2 separate regions of the Homo sapiens genome follow, and region 2 is linked to region 1. Evidence: chromatin loops called from intact Hi-C (ENCODE). Cell type or tissue: heart right ventricle. All regions are shown on one strand. Links, peaks and the distances in the headings refer to the core of each region. The heading gives the core; the rest is flanking DNA.

Region 1 (7,900 bases), core at 1,931-5,930:
GAGGTTGGGGAGAGATGTACAGTAACACATCATGACAGTACTTCCAGCACTCAGATTCAGAGGGACCACAAGAGCACAAATAATAGTAAAATGAGTAACAATTAACAAGTGATGACCTTAGAGTATTTATTACCTTTGTTTTCAATATAATATAATTATGTTTATACAATTTAATTTTTAATATCAGCTGTGTTTAACAATTGGCTCACAAAATTTCCCAAATTTGACAATGGGTTTTGTGAGGCAGGGCTGTGGGTTCCCAGCATACCACCGATGTGCATCTACCTTGAGCAGGGAACTCTTCACCTGAACGTTAAGTAGGGATGTGCCTTGTGACAAGGCTTTCTGAAATGATGGCTGTAAGGATCTGCCACAAGTGAATTGGGACACAATCAAACACTTAAAATCCTATGTTCATCTCTGATACGTCTGGGTTTTTGTTAGAGATTCCCATCCTAGCATTGACCTTACTCAAAGCTGCTCAACTTGCAAATTCTAGCGTGCTTGTAGCCAGAGGTAGTGTAGCTTCAAGCATAGTTAACTTACATGCCTAAGTCAAGAGGGAGTTGACCCTGTTATTCAGAATCACTGTTACACGTGTGTGAAAAGTAATGGGGTTATATTTTGCTTGCGTTAACTATGTTTAGATTTAAATGAGTATAATTTTCTAAAACAATAACATAAATCCCAGAGAAGAAAACCTGTCACTCGCAAGAAAGCAAAGCCAGAAAGAAGCATTCCAATATCTCCCTTTCCCCTTTAACTGGGTGGTTAGTCTTCTGACAACCCAAAATATTATTTTAGGAGCTTGAGACACAGGGAGAGGGCACAGACAACCCGAGAGAAAAGGTTACAATCACAGTTTGGTGAAGAGAAAATACTCTCAAAGATAATATGCCATGACATATTGTACTGAAGTGTGGCTTTCCATGAGAAATTCCACATCACAAGGTTCTCATGTAATACAGGACTAAAGTCATCCCTAATCTTAAAATCCAATGTCTAAGTGCTAGCACAACCTGCTGTGAAAGAAGCCTCTTAAATAAATCCTACACGCTGTAATATTTCTGCCACGAAACAGAACACGTGTGCCAGGATAACTCCCGGCAAAGAAAGTTACAGAAACCAAAAGAGTAAACAGAATTCTTTCTGTCCACTCAGCCCATCTTTTACTTGTAGACAAGGTTTTGCCACACATGGACTGCCCATTTTAGGGTTAAAGAGCCCATGCAGAGATTTGACCTTTAAAGAGAAAAAGAAAATGAAAATTGTATGACACCCTCAATAGGGGATATTTTGAAAGCTAACTTGGGATGGTTTGTCTAAAATGTATGACCAGGGAATTTTTACCAATGGAAGGTCGGCAGAGTCTTCATCTGAGAATTCCTGATCAAGAGTGACAGGGCTGGATACCTAGAGGCAAGACCTCAGCCTTCACACCCCAAAACAGCACCATGGCTTCCACATAACTCAGGAAACACCCTCTGTTTTTTATTTCCATTATTTTTGAAAAGTTTCAGGTTGCTATATTCAGTTTTTTGATCCTATCTATATTTCCTAATCAGATGTTCAACAGCTTTAACATCTATGTGACTATGACATGCAAAACACTGGTGCTGAGACCTAGAAAGTCAGTTTTCCCTTATTTGTGTTTACTGAGTATTATGGGTTGAATTGTATTCCCCCACACTCAATTCATATGTTGACTCATATGCTGAAGTCTTAATCCCCAGGATCTTAGAGTGTGACTTTATTTGGAAAAAGGGTCTTTGCAGAGGCAGTCAAATTAAAGTGAGGTCATTAGGGTGGGTCTTTTGCTGTTTTTTTGATTTGGTTTGGTTTGGTTTGGTTTTTTCTTGAGACGGGGTTTACTGCATCACCCAGGCTGGAGTGCAGTGGCATGATCTCAGCTCCCTGCAGCCTCAACCTCCCAGGCTCAAGTGATCCTCCCACCTCCGTCTCCCAAATAGCTGGGACCACAAGCATGACCACCAAACGTGACTAATTTTTGTATTTTTTGTAGAGACGGGGTCTTGCTATGTTGCCCAGGCTAGTCTTGAACTTCTGAACTCAAGCAATTCTCCCGCCTCGGCCTCCCAAAGCACTGGGACTACAGGCATGGACCACTGCCCCTGGCCAGGGTGGGTCTTAATCCAATATGACTGGTATCTTTATAAAAAGGGTAAATTTGGTCACAGAGATAGACATGCATAGAAGGAGGATAATAGAAAGTAGATGGCCATCTACAAGCCAAGGAGAGAGGCCTGGAACACATCCTTCCCCTACAGCCCTCAGAAGGAACCAACCCTACAGACAGGGCTTGATTTTGGACTTGTAGCCCCCAGAACTGTGAGACAATACATTTCTGTGGTACTTTGTTACAGCAGCCCTAGCAAACCAATACACCTAACATATGCTATAGAGCCACATTGTTCTTCCACGTCACAGTGGATGGCGAGCCCTGGGGCCACATCTCCTTCCTTGAGCTGTTTGCAGACGGTTCCAGAGATAGCAGACAACTTTTGTATTCTGACTATTATGGGTTGAACTGTATTCCCCCACACCCAATTCATATGTTGATTCATATGCTGGAGTCCTAACCCCCTAGATCTTTGACCACTGGAGAGAAAAGAAGTATTCCTGCTTTCACAGAATTATTCCAGGGGTTTTATGCCAGGGTGGTGACTTCATATGCCATAGTGGTACTGACACAAGTCCATCTACGGGGAGAAATTTGAGGATGAGAACTTCATCCTGACACATACAGGTCCTGGCATCTTGTCCATGGCAAATTCTGAACCCAACATCAACAGTTCCAGTCTATCATCTGCACAGCTGGGCCTGAGTGGTTGGATGGCAAGCATGTGGTTTTTTGGCAAGGTAAAGACAGAAGGAATATCTTGGAAGGCACAGAGTGCTTTGGGTCCAGAAATGGCAAGACCAACAAGAAGATCGCCATTGCTAACTGTGGACAACTCTAATAAATTTGGCTTGTGTTTTATCTTAGCCACCACACTGTTCTTTCTGTAGCTCAAGAGAGTATCCCTCCATCCCATCTGTTTGCAATGTCCATTATCTTTGTGCTCTTGTTGCAATTCTTTGGGTTCCATATTTTCCTTATTCTCTAAGTCTAGCTGGATTACAGAGTTAAGTTTATAATTATGAAATAAAAAATAAATAACAAGAACAAATGGTTATCTTCCCAAAATAAAATATCACATAGCACTCAAAATGCTAATGATGTAAAAAAATCCAATGAGAGGGAAGATGGTGGGGAGTGGAGGGAGAAATGTTAATATTTCTCCCTCGTTTGTTGGCTCATGGGTGATTTTTATGGCCTTAAGTAGCAATATTTTCTAAATTCTTTACAAAAGACATGAATAACCATTATAATTAGAAAAATATATTAAAAAACTTGGGTACCAGAATACATAAAACAATTTCTTATGGGAATGATCTTGAGATAATTTGGCCTAGTATTTAATTCATATAAATATTTTATTTTAATATGTATATACATAAGTGGACACAAATCTTAAGTGTACAGCATGATAAATTTTCACAAAATAAAGTAGCCACATAAACAGCACCCAGATAAAAAATACCAGCATCCCAGAGACCTCTCATGTTCTCTTCTATTACTATCCCCTAAAGGTAACTGTTACTCTGTCTTCTAACACTATCAATGGCTTTACCTCTTTAAAAAAATGTTACATAAGTGGAATCATACAGTATATACTCTTTTTACTCAGTGTTTTTTGGTGCGGTTCCTCCTATTTTCACACGTAGACATAGCTTGTTAATTCTCATAGCCAGATAGCACGGGTTGGCAAACTATGGCTTACAGGCTTACAGGCCAGCTGACTGTTTTGTAAATAAAGCTTTATTGGAACACAGCCATACTCATTCCTTTATGTCTACGACTGCTTTCATGCTACAATGGCAGCACTGAGTAACTGTAACAGAGATCATATGGCCCTCAAAGCCTAAAATATTTACTATCTGGCCCCTTACAGAAAAAAGTTTGCCAACCCCTGCGATATAGTATTATGTGCCTATGCCACAATCTATTTATCCACTGTACCGTTGATGAGCAACTGTGTTGATTTTAGTTTGGGGCTATCATGGAGTTGCCAGATTTAGCAAATAAAAATACCTAATGTCTCCTTAAATTTGAATTTCAGACAAACAATAAATATTTTTAGTGTAAGTATATCCCAAATATTGTATGGCAACCCTAGGCTATATGAATACATGTATGAATATATGAATAGCATAACTATGAACATTTGAATAGGTAACTTTTGGTGAACACATATACACAACTCTGTTAGGTATATTGCTAGCAGTGAAATTGCTCAGCCATAAAGGATGTGTATGCTCATGCTTAGCAAATACTAATAAAGATTTTTCCAAAGCAGTTTTACCAGTTTACAGTTTCACTAGCAGTGTAAGATTTGTTTCTTATCTTTGGCAATGCTTAGTATAGTTGGTCCTTTTAATTTTAACCAATGTGATGGGTATGTAGTGGTATCCCATTATAGTCTTAATTTATATTTTCCTGCTGACAAATGAATTTAAGCATTAGTTGGGCTGTCTTTTTCGTGATGGCCAGTGATTTATTATATGTTCTAGCTTCAGTTGGTGAACTAGAACAATTATATATCCTTTCTCTTTGTCTCTTCATTTTCTCTCTCTTCAGAATTTGACTTGGGGAAGAAGAAGAAAAGAAGGTGGATTTCAGCATGAAAGAATCTAAACAGTCATTAGTGAACAAATGTGTAGCAGTGCTGTCCAACAGAACTTTCTGAAGAAGTAATGGGAATACTCTGTATCTGTGATGTCCTGTATGGTAGCCACTGGCCTCACACAGCTCTTGAGCACTTGAAATGTGGCTACTGTGACTGAGTAATTGAGTTTTAAAATTTCATCAATTTTAATTAATTGAAATTTAAATAGCCACATGAGGCCAGTGACTACAGAATTGAACAGCACAGGTCTCACAGATGGACTAAGAGTAAGCCAGTTACGAAGAAGCTTATACAGGAAGACCGGCTAAAATATGTCAAAGGAGAGTTTCTCTTTCTGAACTCCGAGGAGCTGTTCAAATAAGACTGGTCTGGAGAGAGTTTTGGGTGGCTGGAGGTATTTTCACCCCTCCACTTACTGTGCCTAACCTTAGTATTGTTGCCATTCTCACGTTTCTGTATGACTCCATCTCCCTTGTTCTGTTCCGATGCCGCTTTTTCAGTTTTTCTGAGCTCTCAATTAAACACAGTGAAATGAATCTCCTCCAAGTGCCTTTTTAGTGACTAAACTGAATAGTTGGCTCAGAATGCTACAAAGTCCTCTCCCTCAGGAAGAACCAAGTTTTACCATTAAGATCCTGATAGATTTACCAGCTTTAACTGACACCTCTTGGGGTGGCTTCCAGATTCACACTTTCTCCTTTTTGAGAAGACTCCCAGACACACGGGGATAGGTCCTGAGTGATCATATTTGAGCCACACAATCTTGTTACGCTTGCTGTAGATCCATGGTTCAAAAACATTCAAGTGTGTCTGACTCAGCTGGAGGACTTGTGAAGACACATGTGGTGGGACCCATCCCTAAAGCTTCTTTTCCAGTAGGTGTGTAGGTGTGGCCCAAGTATCTGCATATCTAACAAGTTCTCAGGTGATACTGATGTTGCTGGTCTGGGGATTGTACTTTAAGATAATTAAGTCAGGGACTGTTGCCTGACATAGGACAATAAGCTTCTCTCAGGAATTTGAAATTTGGAACAAAGAGCTCGGAGTCTTAGTGCTAGTAGACCAGTGCTCTGGAGAGGTCTGAAAACTACCACTGCTTAGGTTCCTAGTTTGTCCAGTTCCTGTTTGTCTTGAGCCTTGGTTGTCTAATCCTTTGAATAAATCCCATTACATTCTTTGTTTTGCATAAACTGGCCATAGAAAGTTCTTGTTGTCTGCCCCTAAAAGAACTTTAACTAAAGTGTGAGTATGTCAGTTAAAGTGTTCCACCAAAAAAACAGAAACGATTCTAAGTAGTATTTAAAACAGAGATAATGTGGTCCAGAGAATTGGCCATACTGTGATAGAAGATCTGTGAAGCCAAACACCCAACGCAGAGATTAGCAACAGCAGGAAGCTATCTCTACCGCTAGGCAAGAGGGACAAAGGGAGAAGGTGGTGTTACAAGGCCAGGGTGACCTGGAAGAAGCTGGAACCATGACAGACCAGTCCAACAAGGAAAATGCTGCTGCCACTGCCAGAAACATCACCCAATGCACCTCTGAGGAAGTGAAGAAATTCCCTAGCTTCTCTCTTCCTCCTGCCTACAATCCCCCAGCAGTGCCTCTCCATGCTGGGAAGCTTGGGAAAAGCTCCCTATGTTACTGAGGACAGCAGGGGATCCTGAGGAAGAACATATAGATCTGAGAACAAGTCAAGGACTGGCACTGTTCAACCCTGAATTTCTCATTTTAGTCTTCAAAGTACATTTTGCCTACTTACCAATTAGAGTGAGATAATATGTGCATGCTATATTCTTTCTAATAGTCTCTGTTAAGAATAAGAATTTTTAATTTAAATGGGTTTTTATTACCTTGTTCCATAATTAGGCCTGACATTTCTGAGATAATCTTTTGGGAAAAATTGCAAATGATATCAAGAACTAACATTTGTATAGTGCTTTTCAGTTTGAAAAATATTTTTACATGCTTCATTTAATTTAATCCTCAAAAACCTCATGAAATATATATTATTATTAACCCTATTTTATAAATAAGGAAACTGAGGCTCAGAGAGAATAAATAACACAAATATGCAAAGTAACATGGATCACAAATAATGGAATGGCACAATCCCAAACCTGGGCTTAGCATACAACCTTGATTGTTGCAAAACACCAAGCTATTGCATGAAAGTACACGCAAGGCTACACACTTTCATTTCTTTCTCTCTGTTGATAACTCATTTCCTCCTTTATCTAAAATCCAGTATCTAGAGTAAAACCTTATAACCAGCACTGAGAGAGGTGATTTTAAAAGATCATCAAAATGCTTCGTGGTGCCTTCTCCTCATCCCCTACCTGTATAGACTGTCAAATCTGTTCTTAGTGGTCTCACAGGTTCCTAATTAATAGGCCACGATTATGGGATGAGGCAGGGCTTTTCATAAGGTCTTCAGAACAGCAGCAGTTATGTAAAATGAAAAGATAGAAAGTAAAGAAACCCATTTTGACTGAGAATATCAATTAGCTAGACAGAGTGGGTGTTTTTGATGATTTATGAGACTACTTGGCCACCTAGAAAAAATTAAATGCAAACATACACAATGATTGTGTATGAAAGTGAGTGAGAGAGAGTGTGTGTGTGAGTTTCCTTCTGTCTCCAAAGAAGTGGTTAAGCCTCCTCTGCTGCTAGTTCTACAGACTGTATTTCTCATGTTAAAGAGCCATCTTTGTTTCCCTTGGTTACCAATGAAACTGTGCAGGGATCAGTTCAAATCCATCACCACTTGCAGATAATTTTTCCAAACACAATGCCCTCTTTCTACATCTATTATCTATATTTATAGCTATTAGATAGGAAGAGCAGTTCACATGTGCATTTCTCCACATTTATGTGCTTACAGTCTATTGTGTATGCTGTCCTTTATATGGAGATGACTATGTCACATGGCACATCCCTATAATATTGTTAAAGAGAATGGAATTTTTGTTTTCAGACAGACTGCATCTTCTCCTTCATTACTGAAGAGCCAAGAGAACTTGTTGTAAGGTGATTTCTCCATTAAAATTACTCCTCAGAGTGTGCCTCAGTAACATACTTTTATCTACAAGGATAAGCCCTGTCTTAACAGAAAGGCTCCACATTCAATTTATTGACTCAATAAATTTC
Region 2 (7,900 bases), core at 1,731-5,730, 250 kb after region 1:
AAAACTCTGACCTTAATCTGACATCAACTCATCGTTCATCTGTAAATTAAAAAAAAAAAAAAATCCTGGGTTTTTTTTTTTTTTTTTTTTAAGATGGAGTTTCGCTCTTGTTGCCCCAGCCTGGAGTGAGTGCAATGGTGCCATCTTGGCTCACTGCAACCTCTGCCTCCCAGGTTCAAGCGATTCTTCTGCCTCAGCCATCCGAGTAGCTGGGATTACAGGCATGCACCACCATGTCCGGCTAATTTTGTATTTTTTAGTAGAGACGGGGTTTCACCATGTTGGTCAGGCTGGTTGTGAACTCCCAACCTCAGGTGATCTGCCCACCTTGGCCTCCCAAACTGTTGGGATTAAGAGTGTGAGCCACCACGCCCGGCCCAATCCCGTCCTCTTTTAACACGTGAAGATAGTATAAGGCTATGTCAGACCGTTCTTGCATTGCTGTAAAGAAATACCCGAGACTGGGTAATTTATAAGAAATGAGATTTATTGGCTCACGGCTTTGCAAGCTGTCAACTGGAAGCATAGTGGCATCTGCTTCTGGGGAAACCTCAGGAAGTTTCCAATCATGATGAAAGGCAAAGGGGGAGCAGTCACATCACATGGCAAGAATAGGAGCAAGGGCCGGGGGAGGTGCCACACACTTTTAAATCATCAGATCTCACTCACGATGGTGAAGACAGCACCAAACCATAAGGAATCTGCCCCCATGATCCAAACATCTCCCACCAGGCCCGCTTCCAGCATTGGGGATTACAATTCAACATGAGATTTGGGCAGGGACAAATATCCAAACTGTATCACAGGCCCTGCTTCCAAAATTTTTTTTTTCCCAAGTTAAACATACATTTTTTTCTTAACTTTCCTTCACAGGTCATTTTCCAGGCAGATCTAGCCATACTAATCTCTGCTGCAAATTTTTCTAAACCAATTTTATAATGTATTGCTCAGACCAGGACAAATACTCCAGATGTCATCTGCCACAACAGGTTATAACAGTTATGAAGGTAATGCTCTGTATTCATCTGTGTGGCAGGAAATCTCATTAGCTTCATTGAAATAATTACACCAAATTATGTTCTTTTGTATCTTTTTCCAAGTAATCATAAAAAATGTTTTATAGAAAAAAATGTAAGGATTAAACGCTGTGATACTCTAAAAGAGATATCCTGCCACATAGATACTTAGGTTATTGTGTTGGTTCAGCCAGCTGTGACTCCACCTCACAGTTCAATAAAGAGCCAGCATCTCTCCAGCCTCTTCAGAAGGCTGCGCTGGAGGACTTCCAACCATGCTAGTCATGGTACATTATAGGTATGGCATTCCCCAGATGCAACAAATCAATAATGAGGATAATTTGGCCTGTCTTACAATTACTGAACTACTTTTTTGACTCCTAGCGATAACTTCTTTTCTAATGTTCTTCCACCATCTGTTTAAAATGAGCTCTTGAATTTTTCTAGGACATGATATCATCTTATAGGATTTGACCTTTTGAAAATCTGGATGAGGAGGTGTCTCCATTTTCCTAACATCAACTACCCCCCAACAGTTTTGAAGATTATATATAGCAGTTCTGAAAGCATCTCCATATTTGTTCATCACCCTGGGATAAAATTCATCTGGACTTACGAATTTGCACTAAACTAAAAACAACCAGAATTCAAAAGAACTCCCCTGCCTGCCAATGACTTAGTGTCACATGATAACTGTGGCAGAAGGGGATCTGCAGTCACTAGGCTCTTTAAAGATACAACAGAGCAGCGTTGGTGGTACAAAGGGCTTCACAGCAAATGGCAGTAGATAAATCTGCTATTGTATCTTCTGATTATTAAGATAATTAAGATAATTAACTTTATTTGGGTTACTACGCTAGGAATTATCCTATTTCTTCATAACATGAGTTGTTAACTTTCTTGTTACCATTGAAATAGAATGCCACTAAGGCAGCTACCAGCATTTGTCACAAACATGAAACTAGCTCCTAAAATTTTAGGCCTTAAATATGGAGATAAATTTAGAAGACATTGTAGTATCTCCCCAACATCAATTTCAATCTCTCCTTTTGTATAGGTTGCATTGGGTGGGGTTGACTTCACTCCCAACTCCAGGGGTGCCCCCAGGTTGCTTTGAACTCAATATGCCACAAAGATTGATTAGGGATGGACATATGACTTAATGCTGACCATCAAAGCAGGATTCAGGACATTTTTTCCATGGCTTTGAGGGGAAAAGCTACCTCCTTCCCCTGGCTGCTATCTCACCCACCTATTAATCCAGAGGAAAACCAGTTTGAAGATAAACTCTACACATGAGAGAGACCAGAATTTACACAAAACATAAGTAAACAAAAACACCACACTCACATTGAAACAGGGTCCTTGATCAAAATAAATCTGAAGCTTACACTACTATGGGACCAGTCTTTCTCAAAGTTCAATAGAAGAAATAAGCCCTAAGATATACATTGCATGCAATAATGTAGCTTCTGTCCTATGCAACTGGAATGGTACTAAGTATGTCCTATCCTTGGGTGAACTGAGAAAAGTTACTCAAATTACTTTTATGTTCTGTGGTTCAAATGAGGAACTCTGGTTGCAAAAGCAATTTGACTCTGCAGTTGGGTGTACTGATAAGTCAGCTTTATTGTTTAGGCTAGTTAGAGTTGGGGTTTCCATTTCTTACAGCTGAAAGCTTCCTAACTAGTATAACGATCAATCTTTCTTGCACTCCCATCTGTTGCTCTGAATGCAATTTCAACAAAATTACTGGGAAATTTTCAAAAAAATTACCAGAAAATCTGGCTCAGCAGATGCAGAATTCTGTAGGTTATCTGCTGTATCCTCACTTGATTCATTTCTCAGACATTCAAAAATGCTGAACAATGATAAAAGGGTCAATCCATAAGGAAGATATAACAATTATAAACAAATATGCAAGTAACAGGAACTGAAAATGCATGAAGGAGAAACAGACAGAATGGAAGGGAGAAATAGACAATTCAACTATAATGGATTATATACCATTATCACCATTATATACCAGTTATCCTAGGAATGCAAGGTTGGATTAACATCCAAAAATCAATCAACCACATGACCACCTCAGCAGATGCATTAAAAAGCATTTGACAACATCCAAAGCCTTTTCATGACAAAAAATCATTCAGCAAACTATTAACAGGAATAGAAGAGAACTTCCACAACCTGATGATGAAAGGCATGTACTAAAAGCCCAGAGCTAATATTTACCTGGGAAAGACAATACTTTCCCCCTAAGATCAGGAAAAAGACAAGATGTCTGCTCTCACCACTTGTATTCAACCTGAAGGTTATAGCCAGGGAAGTTAGGTAAGAAAAATGAAATATTAGGTTGGTGCAAAAGTAATTGTGGTTTTTGCCATTACTTTTTATTGGCAAAAACCGCAATTATAGCCAAATAAAAGGCATCTAGTTCAGAAAGAAGAAAAGTAAAACTATTTTTATTTGCAGATGACATATTGTATTTGAATAAGAAATCTGCTTAAAAAGAACTAATTAACAAGTTCAGTAAGTTTGCAGGCTAAAAAATAATATTAAAAACAGTTGTATTTCTATACACTAACAATGAAGAATCCAAAATGAAATTAAGAAAAGAATTCCATTTATGATAGCAGCACAATGAATAAAACACTTAGGAACAAATTTCACAAAAAAAAGTATAAAACTTGTACTCTGAAAACTACAAAAAAATGTTGAATGCAATGAATGAACGCCTAAACAAATGGAAAGACAGCTTGTGTTCACTGACTGGAAGATTTAATATCATTAAGATGGCAATATTCTATAAATTGAACTACAGATTTAATGAAATCCCTATCAAATTCCCAGCTGGCTTTCTTGCAAAAGTTGACAAGCTGATTCTAAAATCCACATGGAAATGTAAGAGGCCCAGAAACAATCTTGAAAAAGAATAACAAAACTGGAAGGCTCACACTTCACAATTTCAAGGCTTACTATTACAATGCTATTGTAAACAAGACAGTGTGAAACTGACAGAAGGATAAACCCATATCCTGGAATGGAATTGAGAATCCAGAAATAAACCCTCATATTTATAATCAATTGATTTTCAGTGAGTGTCCCGAGATAATTCAATGGGGGAAAGAATAATCTTTTCAACAAATGGTACGGTGACGATTAGATATCTACGTGCAAAAGAATAAAATTAGACTCCTACCGCACACTGTCTATAAAAATCAACTCAAAATAGACCTAAATAAAAGAGCCAAAAGAAACAAACTCTTACAAGAAAACACACATGTGAATCTTTGAGAACTTAGGATAAGCCTGTTTAGGTAGGCCAATAAAAGCACAAGCAATAAAACAAACAAAAAAGATAAATTGGACTTCATAGAAATAAAAAACTTGGGGACATCAAAGATTTTATCAAGAAAGTGAGAAGGCAACCTACAATATGACAGAAAATATTTGCAATCTTGATATATGACAGGAACTTGTATCCAGAGTATATAAAGAACTCCTACAAGTCAACAATAAAATGACAAATAACCCAATTTAGAAATAGGGAAAATACTTATATAGACATTTCTCCAAAGGAGACATATTAAATAGAAATGGCCAACAAGCACATAAAAGACATTCAACATCATTATTATTAGGGAAATGCAAGTCAAAACCACAATAAGATACCACTTCATGCCTGTCAGGGTGACTAATACTAAAAACAAAACAAAGCAATAGCCATAAGAGGTATTGGCGAGGGTGTGAAGAAACTGGAATCCTTATACATTGCTAGTGGAAATGTAAAATGGTGCAGCTGCCTTGGAAAATGATTTGGCAGTTCCTCAAAATGGTCAACCAAGTGATACCATATGACCCAGCAATTTCACTCCTAGGTATATACTCAAAAGAAATGAAAACAAATGTCCTCACAAAACTCATACACAATGTTCATAGCAGCATTGTTCACAATACCTAAAAAGTGGAAATGACTCAAATGTCCATCACCTAATGAATGAGTAAACAAAATGTGTTTTTATCTGAAAAACAGAATATTATTCAGGAATAAAAAGAAAGAAGTACTGATATGAGCTACAGCATGAATGGACCTCAAAAACATCATGCTGAGAGAAAGAAGTCAGATGCTAAAGACCACATATTGTATGCTTAATTTATATCAAATATCCAGAATATACCAATCCATAGAGATAGAGAGTAGTGTTTTCCAGAGACCGGGAGGAGAGGGAAATGCAGAGGAACAGCTAGTGGGTATGGGGTTTCTTTTTAGGTTAGGAAGTTAGATCGTGGTGAGAGTTGCACAAGTCTGTGAATAGACTAAAAACCACTGAATTGTACACTTTAAAGGATAAATAGTATGGTTTGTGAATAGTATCTCTGAGTTGTCATAAAAAAACACATTTGAACAGCTTCTACAATGTTGCTTTATCACTTGCTATCTCTCAGGCCTCATTAGCATCAATATAGTTGTGAAACGAATTTTTAAAGACATTTAATATAGAACCTCCCATTTAGAGAAATAAAATTTCAACAAAATAATGTTTAATGAATTCTGAACTTGTCATATTAGACAAAGTAAGTCAAACTATTGAAAGCATGAGGTAGAAAATCAATAAACCTTAGGCATAAAAACATGTTTCATGACGACAAAGCTTAGTTTAAAAATGTTTCATAAATTAAAAACATGGAAAACTGAAAGCTTATCAACCCTTTTACTTATTTTATTAACCTCAGATGTTATGAAAAGAACTAAAGCAGTTTATTTGATTTGGCTGAACACATATGAATTACTTAAAAATGAAGCATAGCCATCCAAATAGCATGCTTTAAATGCCTGTCCAGTGATTTACAGCTAATTGCCAAATATTATTCCGTTGCTAAATCTTTACATTTGCTTTACTAAGGTTTGCTAAATTAGTTAAAATAAACTCAAGCATAGCATATTTCCAGAATATTTTTGATAAAAGATGTCACAAACATACATTTCCTACATATTTTAAAAATATTTAATAGGAAACTATCTTATGTCATATTTCCCAGGAAAAAGATAGAGAAACAGATTTGTGTATGGGAAGTTTATTGTGCAATGGTCTCAAGATAAAAACTGTGAGACGTTAAGGAACCAGGGTTGAGCAAAAAGAGTCGAATTGTGATGTAATTGCAAAAAAACATCTCAGCTAATCCCACTGGAGCTTGGAAGCTACGCTGGCCTTTCTGAGTTGTTCCAAATTAAGGCAAGGGGGCCTGATTTGTATATCACCACACTGACCAGTCATTGGATGTGGGCTGCACCTGGGGAGTGGTCATAATGCTGGGTGAAGAAATTCCTTTCACCTGAGGGCAATTCTTGGTGAGGGATTTGCTCTGAGCCATCAACAGGTAATAATTCTGACAGCTGGGGAAATGAATGCCTTGGTCCTGAAGCAGGTATCTGAGCAAGACACCACATTATCCATTCAGTGCACCCTTTGAACTGCTCAGATCCATTTGCTTTGTATAAAACAGTCACACCACCTGCTTCCTTTTGGTTGGTCTCTTTTCCAGTGAAATTTACAAAAGGAAAGTTGGTGGAATGAAGTATAATCCCCACTGCTGCACCTGATTGCAGAGTTGCAACTAATATTCAATTTTTGAATTCTCATTACTTTTGGCTGGTACCTCCACTAGACCGGGTGGCTTGCCCATAGGGGTGACCCAGGCCCTCATTACTGTGCCATCGAAGCCCTGCTCACTATGCCCTCCTTAGGGCCAATGATCTGCACTGTTCCTTCACTGTCAACTTTAGACAGGCGAACACTAAGAGATGCCCCAGTATATCACATGGAGCAAACCTATTCTCTCCTTCCCCATTGTGGAACAGCAGTCCTGCCTCCCACAGAACCTGGGGTTGTTTGAAATGCAGTCCCAAAGCATAGCTAGGTTCTCACATCTGTGGAAGCCAGCACTTAACAGTCCACACTTCAACCTCTTGCTCTGTGTCTCACAGCACGACTATTGATGTTTCAATGTGCACTAAATAAACTGACATTTCTTTCCAACTGTATCCTCTACATCTTTTCCACATCATGTCAACAACCAGAATACCAATACAATATTTTAGAAAGGTTGAGAAGTTCTCCAAAAGCAGAGAATATGTTCAGGAGGAATGTCCTCTCCCCTTTTTGCATGTGAGCTATACTATTTGAGGACAAAATTAGTGAAAGGAGTAGCTTAACTTTTAATGGATCAGGAGGGGAACTTCATTCCATGCTAATGACATACCACTTTCCCCATAATTAGGGAGGATGTTTATTCAGCCAGGATGCTGAAAAATACATTTTAAGATATAGAAGCAGCATCTGTGTTCATACCATATTGGTTGTTGAATATTTTGACTATTATACCTGCAGTTTGATAAATTGAAGGTAAGTTGTAAGTACATAAAGTTGATTAGCCTTTTCGGCACCAAAGGCAAAAAAAAAAAGAAAAAAATCTGGAAACTACTTAGAAATTATTTGACAGCATTGACCTCAAGTTCACCTCTGTTATGGACTTAAGCGCTTTGATACACAAGAGTATTTTATTTGTTTTAGAAGAGGCTGTCAGGTTATCCATTTCATGTTAAATCCAATATTCTTTGTTTAATTTCTGATTATTTTTGTTTGCATTTATCCCAAATATTGATTTAGAATAAAATCCACTCTTGACCCTGACTTTTCTCCACTACCTATTTTTCAGGAAAATTTTTGCAAATAGGCTGATTGAGTAGACTATATAGAAATGAACAAACATCTTTTTATCAGCTCTTTAAAAAATGTGTAGACACGCAGTAATACAAAAACATTGCTCCAATTAAGAAAGCAAAAGTACAAATATGCTTACATTGAAAAACATTTTTTGAG

Evidence for each region. Hi-C counts contacts between places; a loop is a spot of excess contacts. Peaks named below come from ENCODE experiments on the same cell type or tissue, not always from the same donor. Only the 100,000 strongest peaks of a DNase experiment are listed, where the experiment ranks them.
Region 2: a loop joins it to region 1, with 3 times the contacts of the local background. A loop is called at or near these places in 47 of 110 quality-filtered maps.

What each region holds. Positions count from the first base shown.
Region 1 is chr14:59,178,961-59,186,860 of GRCh38, forward strand. It overlaps LOC107984642 (a long non-coding RNA gene), which reads left to right. Exons shown (of 2, transcript XR_001750928.1): 2 at 4,703-5,287. It also overlaps the pseudogene PPIAP5. Among named protein-coding and RNA genes, the nearest start is that of DAAM1, 5.8 kb to the right of the region's middle. In heart right ventricle, for the core only: no CTCF peak of the experiment used is centred there; no DNase peak of the experiment used is centred there.
Region 2 is chr14:59,433,601-59,441,500 of GRCh38, forward strand. No RefSeq gene overlaps it. Among named protein-coding and RNA genes, the nearest start is that of GPR135, 28 kb to the right of the region's middle. RefSeq lists an enhancer at 5,412-5,581. In heart right ventricle, for the core only: no CTCF peak of the experiment used is centred there; no DNase peak of the experiment used is centred there; H3K27ac peaks cover 2,019 bases.